Regions from separate parts of the Homo sapiens genome. Here region 2 is linked to region 1. Evidence: chromatin contacts called from ENCODE Hi-C or POLR2A ChIA-PET data. All regions are on one chromosome and are shown on one strand. The core of a region is the stretch at or near the end of the contact, and the rest is flanking DNA. Distances in the headings are between cores, read along the strand shown. Region 1 overlaps RFT1 (RFT1 glycolipid translocator homolog). Region 2 overlaps ALAS1 (5'-aminolevulinate synthase 1).

The links. Hi-C counts contacts between places; a loop is a spot of excess contacts on that map. ChIA-PET counts read pairs that join two places held with the same protein, here RNA polymerase II (POLR2A). Pooled maps may share reads with other maps.
Region 2: a loop to region 1 is called in a pooled map, with 6 times the contacts of the local background. The contact joins two enhancer-like sites. A Hi-C loop is called at or near these places in 1 of 50 pooled maps. POLR2A ChIA-PET finds 5 or more read pairs at or near these places in 2 of 52 experiments (PC-3 and activated T-cell).

What each region holds. Positions count from the first base shown.
Region 1 is chr3:53,099,841-53,105,905 of GRCh38, reverse strand. It overlaps RFT1 (RFT1 glycolipid translocator homolog), which reads left to right. Exons shown (of 13, transcript NM_052859.4): 9 at 103-233; 10 at 1,809-1,953. Among named protein-coding and RNA genes, the nearest start is that of RFT1, 28 kb to the left of the region's middle. RefSeq lists enhancers at 2,590-3,091, 3,091-3,140. Within about 2 kb of position 3,070, at least 2 of the 41 ENCODE cell types and tissues checked have a DNase peak (open chromatin) inside an H3K27ac peak, as active enhancers do.
Region 2 is chr3:52,212,437-52,218,765 of GRCh38, reverse strand. It overlaps ALAS1 (5'-aminolevulinate synthase 1), which reads right to left. Exons shown (of 12, transcript NM_000688.6): 12 at 4,439-4,746. The coding sequence ends at 4,586. Among named protein-coding and RNA genes, the nearest start is that of TLR9, 10 kb to the left of the region's middle. Within about 2 kb of position 1,250, at least 29 of the 41 ENCODE cell types and tissues checked have a DNase peak (open chromatin) inside an H3K27ac peak, as active enhancers do.

The sequences.
Region 1 (6,065 bases), core at 1,821-4,320:
ATAAACAAACTTTAATGAAAATATTAAATAATTTTAATAGTGCTATAAAAATTAAAATAGAAAAACCAACATGATTGTTGTTTCTTCTTTTTTGTTTTGTAGGTGTGTATGATATAGTGAATAATCTTGGCTCCCTTGTGGCCAGATTAATTTTCCAGCCAATAGAGGAAAGTTTTTATATATTTTTTGCTAAGGTGCTGGAGAGGGGAAAGGATGCCACACTTCAGAAGCAGGTAATGTTGGTTCTTATGTCATCTCTCAAGTGAATTCTCCCTTTAATTGCAAGACAGACAGGAGTGTGAAGCAGTCTGTTTCTCTTCTGTTTGATCAGGAATTTTCTTATAGATTTCATTCTTCTATTACATTCTTCATGATAGTGGGACCCAGGGCTCACCTCTTCTTTCGTGGCCTTCTTGCTTTGCTCTTGGCTGTCCCTTCCTTCTCACACCTTTGTTATTCGTTGTGACCTTACTCTTTTTGGGGGGGGGGGCGGGGATAGAGTCTTGCTCTGACGCCCAGCCTGGAGTGCAGTGGCATGACCTCGGCTCACTGCAACCTCCACCTCCCAGGTTCAAACGATTCTCCTGCCTCAGCCTCCTGAGTAGCTGGGACTACAGGCATGCGCCACCACACCCAGCTAATTTATGTATTTTTAGTAGAGATGGGGTTTTGCCATGTTGGCCAGGCTGCTCTTGAACTCCTGACTTCAGGCAGTCTGCCCACCTCAGCCTCCCAAAGTGCTAGGATTACAGGTGTGAGCCCCCATACCTGGCCATGTGACCTTACTCTTGATCCAGCCCTCTCAGGACTCTAAAGCTGTCCCCATTGCCCTGCAGATGCCCAGCCATGGGCTAGTCTTAGGCGTAAGAATGCTTCCCTTATCCTCAGAGTCTCAAGAGCCAAAGGATGCAGAAGTTGGAGCCAGGCTAATCAAGGGCATAGGGAGGAGAGGAAGTGGTTGTTGGCTTTCGCTCACCACACCAATTATTTAAGCTTCTTACAACTGGGACATGCCCAGAGCTACACTCTGACTGTAAGATTCTGTATACTCGGGTTGGTAAATACAGAAGAAGAGATTTTAATCTAGGAGTATTTTGTTGTAGGAGCTTCACTTTTTCCAAAACCACTGAAAATGTCTGACTTTTCTTAGAATAGCAAGCTAGTTCAGCCTCTTGCTTGTCTTAGAAGAAATTTAGTAAAATACAGTTTATGCACAATATCTCAAAATGAGCTAATCTGGTACTCAGTCTGATTTAGGAATATTTTCCTAAGAGTACCTTCACAGTATCATCATAATTTTGGAATGTTTAGCAGGAGAAGCACAGAGCTGGCTAGTGTATATGAAAACTTGCTGCACATTTAAGAATAAATATTAGTGGTCTGGTGCAGTGGCTCATGCCTGTAAGCCTCACGCTTTGGGAGGCCAAGGCAGGAGGATTGCTTGAGGCCAGGAGTTTGAGATTAGCCTGGTCAACATAGTGAGACTCCCTTCTCTATTTCTATTTAAAAAAAAAAAAAAGAACAAATATCAGAGGGGAAAGTGAGTGTTTCCTAAGCAATATTTGAAACAATTTATCCCAAGTGAATTGAAAACTAACCCTCCCCCTTACGACCTAAGGAGACACACACTTTTTCCTTCATTTGCTAACTGACGTGAAAACAAACACACTACAAAAAAATAGTGATATCCATCACGCTGTTGGAAGAGTGAACTGTAAAACAGTGAAGGGAGAAGGCCAGACGTGAAGGATGAAGGTTTTCTTCAGCTCATGATTCATCCAACTTCCTTCCCTCTTCCCTGGCCCCAGGAGGACGTTGCTGTGGCTGCTGCAGTCTTGGAGTCCCTGCTCAAGCTGGCCCTGCTGGCCGGCCTGACCATCACTGTTTTTGGCTTTGCCTATTCTCAGCTGGCTCTGGATATCTACGGAGGGACCATGCTTAGCTCAGGATCCGGTACGCACAAGAGTTTTTCTGGATTTTTTCTGATTTCCCAACATAAATAGAAGAGTCACGAAATTCAAGAACTTGTGCACACACAGTTGTTATCTGTGTCAGTGTAGGGAAAACTGTCTGGTGGCAGGGGCTGTGGGACTGTTCCCCTCGTTCAACTCCAGACACACACTCAAGGTATAGGCAGGGGCGTTGGCGCCAGGACAATCAGCTTCCCCAGCCTCACTTGGAGAAGTTATTAGGACTTCTCCTTGCTGTTGGCTTTCCTCTCGGGCCTAGAATGTGTTTTGCCAAGCGCTTCCCTGTGCTCCCTCTGGGGTGAGGGAGGAAGGCAGAGGGCAGACGGTAATGAGTCTCCACTTGGTACTAAACACATCTGAAGATAGTAAATGCCACATAAATCTCCCAGCCTAGTGCATAAAAGCCTCTGAAGGATAACCCAAAGCCATTTGCAGAGAATAAAATTGATCTCTGCAAATAAAATGGTATATTTAATCCAGTGACTCTCAGTTTTTGAAGAAGAAAAGTATTGAATGTGTCTAATTTTGAAACACCAGGCCGCTGAGGATCTCACAGCACTTGTTAGGTCTTGGGGACTTCATCAATTTCAAAATGTGCTGGGCTGTAAGCTGGCAGTCCATTTGCAGTGCTTCATCTTGGGTTTAGCAAAGATGTTTTTAATTTCTCAGGTCGCTGGACAAGAACGCTGAGGACTTCTTTCTGCTGCCCCATCTCAATATAAAGGGCTTTGTCAAATGCCATTTTACAAGTTCACTAGCATGTTTTAGTCTCCACTACAATGGGGCCCAAACTTTTGGTGTTAGGGGAGGAAGGGCCAGGTTTCTATACCAGAGCAAAGGTCATTAAGTTTGGAGAAACACCTGCTGTGAAACCAGTGAAGTGGTTTGCAGCTCCCTGGGGCTTGTGCTGTGAGAAGTGTATTTCCATCTGGCAGCTGTGGGGAGGCCTCATGAGGAAGGCATTAGTAAGTTTATGGGCAGAGATTGGGAACTCGACTATTCTGTAGCAGCTCTTCCCCTTTAGAAAGCAATCACCAAGGAGCAGCCTCTAATGTCACACAATCACAGGGCGTTGCCTCAAGGAGGGGGCTGTCCCATCATTATCATGACTCAGCCCATCATCTTAGTTTTGAAAGTGGAACTCGCAACACTGCTGTCCCCAGTTGTGTACTTGTCTTTGTCTTCACCCTGGAAGTGGACTACTTACCTGTGAGCTGTACTGGCCATCTCCAGATGTGGGACTCGGACACAGCACGGACAGGCTTTTGTGTAGGGGTGTGGCTTCTCTTCCGTTGTTTGGGATTAGCCCTGCATTTAATTAGGGTCTTTGTAAGTGTTCTAGAGGCTTTTCTTAGAAATCCTTCTCACACCTAGCTTTGCTTTGCTTTTTCTTTTCTTTTCTTTTTTCTTGGTAACTCACAGAACAACACCTAGCTTTTCTATCCTTAAGCAAAACCCACACATTCACAGAATTTCCCCAAGATTTCTTACATTTCTCTCTTAGGTGCTTCTCTCTTGTCCCTCTGCCTTTTACTTTTTTCCTTCTCTATCCCCTTGTCTTAATGAACTAGGGCTGCCATGACAAAGTACCACAGACTGCGTGGCTTTAAACAACAGAACATATTGTCCGTCAGTTCTGGAGGCCAGAAGTGCACAATGAAGCTATGGCCAGGGCCGTGTTCTCTCTGAAGGCTCGAGGAGAGGCCCCTTCCTACCTCTTCTAGTTGCTAATGGTTGCTGGCATCCTGGCGTTCCTTGACTTGCAGCTGCAGTACTGCGGTCACATGGCTGTGTTCTCTCTGTCTTCACGTCATCATCCCCCTTGCGCTCTTCACGTCATCATCTCCCTGCACGTGTCTGCCTCAATGCAAGTTTCCCCCACTTTTTTTTTTTTTTAGTGAGATGAAGTCTCACTCTATCACCCAGGCTGGAGTACAGTGGTGTGATCTCGGCTCACTGCAGCCTCCACCTCCCGGGTTCAAGAGACTCCCGCCTCAGCCTCCCGAGTAGCTGAGATTACAGGCACACCCTACCACACCCGACTAAGTTTTTGTATATTTAGTAGAGACGGGGTTTCGCCATGTTGGCCAGGCTGGTCTCAAACTCCTGACCTCAGATGATCTGCCCCCCTTCAGCCTCCCAAAGTGCTGAGATTACAAGCATGAGCCACTGCACCTGACCAAGTTTCCCCTTTTTATAAGGACACCTGTCATATAGGATCAGGGCCTGCCCTAATGACCTCATTTTAACTCAGTTTTCTTCATGAACACCCTGTTTCCAAATAAGGACAGATTCTCAGGTACCACTGGTCAGGACATTAACATATCTATTTTGGGGGGACAGTTCAACTTAAAACACCCCTCAATTCAGTCTACAATCGAAGGTTGGTTCCATTCTTGAATTCCCCAAATGGACACAAAACCCTTTACGTGAGTCACTGATTGGTGCCAGAGTTTGTGTTCTCCATGCCTCACGACAGCCCACTGTTCACCTACTGATGGGCCCTCCTGTGCCATTAGCGTTCAGTTACCACGTAAGGAGGCCCCCCACTCTTCTCTGCTTCTGCCAGGGAGAGGAGGTTGGGGAGAAGCAGGAGGCACACTTGAGCATAGCCTTGAGCCTCCCGGGTGCAGAGCCTGGTCCCCGCCTCCCTTCCTGGAGTCACCGTCAGCTGGGGTGGGGGCCAGGCTACTTCCTGCAGCGGCTTGACAAGCAAAATGCAATGTGAGGTGATAAACATGGAATCTGAGACAGGGCCGTGGAAAACGGTTTTTTGTTGAGCGTCGGGGCTGCCCTGTTAGTATTCCTTTTATAATTTTGTGACTGCCATAAAACTGTTTAGGGGTCCCACAGCATGGAGATCTTTTGTATTAAACAGCTTTCATAAACCCTGAATGAGTTCCAGATTCTGAGACTCCGGAACTTCAGTCCCCCTCCTTTTCTTTCAGTGGTTATGTGTTTTTTTTGGGAGTTTTTTTTCTCCCTTTGTTGAGGTATAATTTACATAAAGTAAAATGCTGTTCTCTTAAGAGTACAGTTTGGTAAGTTTTGACAAATATGTACAAAAAATCCCATGTAACTACCAAACAGATTCAGACATAGAATATCTCCATTTCCCCAGAAAGTTCTTTTGGGACCCTTTCTAGTCAACTACCCCACTCCACCTCAGAGACAAAGAGAAATCAGAAGAAATCTGATTTCTATCACCATGGATCAGTATTTCTTTTAAAAGTAATTTTATATCAATGAAATGCAGCATGTGCGCTCTTGCATTTGGCATATTTCCTTCAATATAAAGTTTTTGAGATTCTTCCATGGTTTCGCATGGATCAGTGATTTTTATTATCTTTTCTTGCTAAGTATTCCTTTGTGTGGATGGCCCACGTTTTGTTTATTCTTTCTTCTGTTGATGGTCAGTTTTGGCTATTATGAATCAAACTGCTACAGATGCTTTTGTGTAAGTGTTTTTGTGAACATGTGTGTTCATTTCTGTTGGATATATACCTAGGGGTGCAATTGCTGGGTCGTAGGTTAGGTGTTTGTTTATTTTATTAGGTGCTTGATTATGGCCCTCTTAAAAGGGGGGAATCAATCCCATTTGTAAGCCTCCTGTTCTCTGCTTAGAAGATTTTTCCGAAGCTTGTTAGCTATAGAACTGCATTACTTTGTTTTAGAAGAAAATACTATTATGGGCACTGGTTCTCACTTTGGATTTGTGTAATTTTCTGCTGGTCCTGGGCCCCTGGCTTTTGTTAAAGGTCTTTTCTTCAGGACCTGCTCAACTGAGATTCCCTTAACATGCAGGGTCACTACTGACTTTGAGTCCAAACCAGCAGGCCTATTCATGCTGATGAAAAAAGGGAACAGACTTGCTTGCTAGCCAGATAAGCTTTTAGTTGTCCAGCAAGAGATCTGTACATTTATTCATAATTGTTCTTTTTTGTGTGTGTGATAAGGTCTTGTTCTGTCACCCAGGCTGGAGTGCAGTGGCACTATCATGGCTCACTGCAGCTCTGACCTCCCCAGACTCAGGTGATCCTCCCACCTCAACCTCCCGAGTAGCTGGGACTACAGGCATGCCCACCACACACAGCT
Region 2 (6,329 bases), core at 1-2,500, 890 kb after region 1:
GAGAAGCCGCGCACCACTATCTCAGGTCCTGCAGGAAGTGGTTGGAGCTGGGCCAGGGTGGGGCTGGGTGGGAGGCGGCGCCCTCTGCATTGTAGTCAGGAAGGGTACTCAGAGATGGCTCCAGGTTCTCTCCTCCACACGGCGGCCATCCTTGCCCATCAGCACGGCCAGGAAAGAGACAGGACTCAGGCCAGATTGCCTGGGCTTGCCTGCCAGTTCTGCCATTTGGATTGTCTCAGGCAGGTGACCTCCCCTACTGGAGCCTCAGCTTGCTCGCTCTATAAATGGGAATGAGCAGCGCCACTCTGCAGGACGTTGGAGGGATTCGTACACTATGGGTAAGGGTCTGAAACACTGAGCAGGGCCTCAGTTATTATTAGGTGATGGGATTTACACGCAGGACCCTCAACTGATGTGGCTTCAGTGTTTCTCTCTCCACCCAGTGCCTCCCAGGGCACTGACAGGGTTCAGATGTGGTTGCATCAGAGGCACATGCAGCTGGGACAGTAGCTGTCTCTGGGAGCAGGACCAGGGCTCCTGGGAAAGTCCATGGACCTGGTGTTATCCCCTCGTGTTGGGGAGCAGAGAGTGCTTCCCAGCACAAGGAAGTAGAGGAGCAGGCATGAGACTCAGGCAACCTGATAGAGGAAAACTTCAAGGAGAGGAATGTCTGTTCACTAAGATTTCAAATACAGTTTGCCCTTTTCCCTTTAGGACACCTTATTTAATGCCGTCAGCTTCTAAATATCCTTAGAGAACTTTCATGACATCGTAGTTTCACACTAGAGTTGCTTATAAAAGCCAAACTTCCTTTCTTTTCTTTCTTTTTTTTTTTTTTTGTAAGACGGACTCTCGCTCTGTTACCCAGGCTGGAGTGTAGTGGTGTGATCTTGGTTCACTGCAACCTCCGCTTCCCGGGTTCAAGCGATTCTCCTGCCTCAGCCTCCCAAGTAGCTGGGATTACAAGTGCGCACCATCACGCCTGGCTAATTTATTGTATTTTTAGTAGAGATGGGGTCTCATCATGTTGGCCAGGCTGGTCTCGGACACCTGACCTCAAGTGATCCACCTGCTTTGGCCTCCCAGAGTGTTGGGATTACAGGCGTGAGCCATGGAGCCCGGCCCAAACTTCCATTTTTAAGCAGTTCACGAATCCCGCCTACTTCCTGCAGATCACCCGGTCCTTCGTTCTCATAACCCCAAGAAGCAGGGAGGGGCACATGCACCTGAGGGCCTTGCTTCTGCTGGCTCTGGGTCTTACGAAGGAAGAGTGGATCTTCCTAAGCATTCAGGTAGCAACATTACCCCAGCTGGAGGAGAACAATCCCATTTGAAGGAAGGGAGGTGATGGAGTCCTGGGCGTGGGAATGACAGGGACAATGGAAAGCCCTGAAAGCTCCTGTGAGGCAGCAGAGCCAGGAATGCTAAGCGAGGCTCGTTTCCTGAGCAGGAAGGAACTGAATCATGATTCCGAGGTGATGTGGTTTCCATCAAGCCCTGTAGCCTGCCTAGGTGTATGGTTTTATCTGATGGGAGTGTGACTCAGCCGAGCTCTGAGGGTGTGTGCCCCAGGCCCACTGCCAGCTTCCTGGGAAGGGGTGCCAGCCCAACTCTGTACAGAGAGGAGAAAACACAGCTGCCGTTTCTAGAGCTACGAGAAGGGAGGCGAGGTCAAAGGACTCTGCTCAACTCCAGCTGCTTGGTTTTGCTTCAGCTGTCTCAGTCTTTCTAGTAAACTTGACCTGTTGCCATTGGGTTTCTTTTTCTTTCATTCAGTACACATTTGTTTAGCATCCACTATGTATTAGGCACTGTGCTGGACTTTAAGGACACGGAAGTGAGAATACAGGGCACCTGTCCTCAGGGAGATGACATTACAACAGGGCAAATGGCCAGCAGGGGAAAAGTCATTGTGGGTGGTGACCAGAGCTCTGAAGGGCATCATGTCAGAGGCCAAGCAATGGTGAGACTGCAAGACGGTCTGCCTTAGCCGGCATGCTCAGCATGGTCTCCTTGGGGACCCTTGTCTGAGTGAAGAGAGGCAGCCACACCATGATCCAGGGGAGAAGCATACTGGCAGAGAAAGAATGGCTCACACCAGGGCCTGGAAGTTGCAGAGAACCTAGGTATTTGAGGCCCACAGTGAACAAACGAGGGTAGGATGGGAGACGGGTCTGGAGAACTGGATGGGACCTTGATCCCAACTTTGTCAGCCTGTGTGAGGAGCTTAGGGTTTTGTTTTGTTTTGAGATGGAATCTCACTCTGTCACCCAGGCTGGAGTGCAGTGGCATGATCTCGGCTCACTGCAACCTCCACCTCCTGGGCTCAAGTGATTCTCCTGCCTAGCCTCCCGAGTAGCTGGGATTACAGGTGCATGCCACTACGCCTGGCTAATTTTTTGTATTTTTAGTAGAGATGGGGTTTCACCATCTTGGCCAGGCTGGTCTCGAACTCCTGACCTCAAGTGATCTACCTGCCTTGCCTTCCCAAAGTGCTGGGATTACTTACAGGTGTGAGCCACCATGCCTGGCCTAGGGTTTTTGAGTCAGGGTCTCGCTCCGTCTCCCAGGCTGGAGTGCAGTGATGCAGTCTCAGCTCACTGCAGCCTCGATTGCCTGGGCTCAAACGATCCTCCCACCTCAGCCTCCCCCGAGCAGCTGGACTACAGGTGTGCACCACCACACCTGGCTAATTTTTAAATTATTTGTAGAGAGAGGATTTCCCATTGTTGCCCAGGCTGCTCTCACAAACTCCTGGGCTGAAACAATTCTCCCACCTCAGCCTCCCAAAGTGCTGGAATTACAGGCTGGGATTACAGGCATCAGCCACCATGCCCACCATGCCCAGCCTGAATTTAGAATTTAACCGGATTGTGACTGGAAGACCCAGGAAAGTTTTCTGCAGGGTAGGGACATGATCTGATTTTATTTTTAAAAGATCTTCTCTAGGAAGGCTGCTCTTGGGGTGAGTTGGGCAGATGCCATATGGTGGCATGATGAGGGTGGCGGCAGAGGAGGGGATGAGATGTGGCCGGGCCTGAGATGCACTTCAGAGGTGGAACTTACAGGACTTGCTAGTAGTGTGCATGTGAGGGAAAGGGCTGATTTCCACAGGAGAGGTCTGGGTGCCTGGGCAGATGAGAAGGCAAGAAGAAGACCAGGCAGCGAGGGGCAGCAGACCCTGGGTGCCCTCCGTGCCTGTGTGGTTGGAGGTACCTGTTTGACACCCAGGCAGAGATGGCAGTGCACAGATGCAGCTCAAAGCCCAGGCTGCGAGAGATTCTGTGGGGTGGGGGAGTTGAGTACAGTTAAGAGACGAGCCTGGTGGGGCCGTCAACATTCACAGCAAGACCCACCCAAATGGAACAAGAACCAGCTCATGGGGCAGGGGGAGAACAATCGGCAGAGGTTAGTGGCACAGACGCTTAGAGGAGAAGCTTCAAAAAGGCCAAGGACAACCACTGCAAATACCACTGAGATCCACCAAAGGAAGACAGAACTGGCCACCGGACTTGGCAAGATAGAGACAGATGTGAGAGACGAGCAGCCTTCCTAGAGAACAGGGATGAAAGGGCAACTGCTTAGAACAGGGGCAGCACAGAGGGGCAGGGGCAGCAAGAAGGGGGTCTGGACAGAGAGAGCTTATTTTTCAGAAGGGGGACAAAGCCTCTGCAGGCCAAGGAGAATGAACCAGCAGAGGGGGAGAAATTCTGCAGCAAAGAGATGGCTGCAGGACCATGCAAGAAACAACAGGACCTGAAATACAAACGGAGAGAGGCAGGATGAGGAGCACAAACCCCTCTGCCTTTGCTGGATGGGACACAACTACAGGTGCAGGAAGCTGACAGGCTGGAGGACAGGGTGGTGACAGACAAGCCAGTCTTCTGACGCCCAGACTTTCACAGGGAAGAATGGGGTCAAGGCAGTAGCTGAAAGGGAAAGTCAGGGGGAGGCAGCTGTAGCAGGACTGCTGGGCAGCACTGACTGTCCATTGAAGATGTGAAGTGAGAAGTTTAAAGTGAAACCGGCCGCCAAGGTGGTGTCACTCTTTCAAAACTGTTCAGTTGCCGGGTGCGGCTGGGTCAGCCACTGGATACAGTAGGCATTAAGGAGGTAGCAGGGCTCAAGCAGTGGGAGGTTCTGCTGCTCCTCCTCTGAAGCCATTACCAGAGCTCCAGTACTTCATTCAGTTTATTCATTCCTAGAATACAGACTGAACTTAAAGGGATGATGACAATTATTATTTTTTATTTCAGAGGCAGTCTTGCTCTGTCACCCAGGCCGGAGTGCAGTGGAGCAATCATGGCTCACTGCAGCTTCAAACTCCTGGCCTAAAGTGATCCTCTTGCTTTGGCCTCCCAAGTGTTGTGATTACAGGTGTTAGCCACTGTGTCTAGCCAATGAAGAATGTTATCCAGTAGCCAATAGCAGAAAGAACCACCATTTAAGCAAGAATTTATTTCCAGGACTATGTTTTTACTATAGATTAAAATTTAATATAACTTAATTCACATATAAAGACAACTCTGAAGACCATCTGGATATGATAATGGCCTGGGGTTAAGTGAAATAATTGAGGTCATGCTCAGGCCTGAGCAGATACCAACTTGCTCAAGCCTGAGAAATAGGACTTCTCTCTTTCACTCATCACTTCAAAATGCAGTGGCCTCCTGCAGAAGTTGCACTCAGCTGAGGAATGAGGCTTCAGTTCCAGCCCCACTTGCTTCCATGTGACTAGCAGATTCTCTGAGGAGAAACAGTTTTTAAATATTAAAGGGAGTAATATACACAAGAGAAATGAAAACATATGTCCACACAAAAACTTGTACACAAATGTTCATAGCAGCATTATTCATAATAGTTAACAAGAGAAACAACCAAATGTCCACCAATAGACGGATAAACAAAATGTGGTAAATCTGTACAATGGAAGGTTATTTGGTAACAGAAAGAAATGAAGTGCTGATGAATGCTACAGCATGGATGAGCCTTGCAGACATGATGCTGGAAGAAGGCAGACACAAAGGAGCACAGGCGGTATGATTCCACTTAGACACAAGGTCCAGAAAAGGCAAATCCATAGAGACAGAAAGAGCCGTGGTTGACAGGGGCTGGGGATGGGGAAAAGAGGAGTGACTCCTAATGGGTAGGGGCTTCTGAGGTGATGAAAATGTTCTAGAATCAGATAGAAGTGATGGTTGCATAACACTGGGAGTGTACTTAAAAATCATAGACTTGGATACTTTAAAAGGGTGAATTTTATGGTAAGTGAGCTATATCTCTACTGAGATAAGGCTTTTATAAAAATTTTAAGGCTTTTATAAAAATAAATAAAGAGAAAAATAAAACCCAGAGTTGGGCTTGATTTCACAGGCCTGTAGGGAAGAAGCTGCTCCAACACTGCCACGTGACAGTTTAAACCCAGCATTTCCAACAGAACAGAGAGCCTGTGAGGAAGCTGAGCCACGCTGGGCGGGCTTGGGAAGGCAATGTACCTTCGAGGCAGAGGTGACCTGTGGCTAATAGCCCCCTTCCATCTCTGCCTTTAGGTTGGACATGGGTGGAGCAGTATAGAACCACGGGGCAGTTGAAAATATTGAGCAATTCCTCTTATCAGAGGCGATTAGGTGTGGGGTTATTCAAGGATTATACAACATCATGGAGTAGAGGGCAGTGGTGAAGACAAATGTGAGGTGGACTCCGGAGGGACAGCGGGGACTCAAGCCTTCAGAGGCCTCTTCTCCCTGCAAGTCATTACTGTGCATCCTTCAGCCACGTAGACAAGGGGGCACTGGAAACACTGAGCGGATTCCCAGGCTCCCTCAGAGCTCCCAAAATGACTCTCCACCCTCTTGATGTGAATCAGACAATAAATACCTTTTAGGGTTTTGAACCATTTGAGGGCATGCTTAGTTACTTGGAAAAAGAAGAAACAGGCCGGGCACCAGGGCTCACACCTGTAATCCCAGCACTTTGGAAGGCTGAGGTGGGTGGATCACCTGAGGTCGGGAGTTCGAGACCAGCCTGACCAACATGGAGAAACCCCATCTCTACTAAAAATACAAAATCAGCCAGGCGTGGTGGCGCATGGCTGTAATCCCAGCTACTCAGGAAGCTGAGGCAGGAGAATCGCTTGAACCTGGGAGGCAGGGGTTGCGGTGAGCCGAGATTGTGCCATTGTACTCCAGCCTGGGCAACAAGAGCGAAACTCTTGTCTCAAAAAAAAAACTAAAAAAAGAAGAAGAAACAAATCTGAATGCCTCTGAAGGGCTTCAATTATAAACACTGCAAAGACAGCTTTATGCAACTCCTCAGTGAGGCACCAGCAG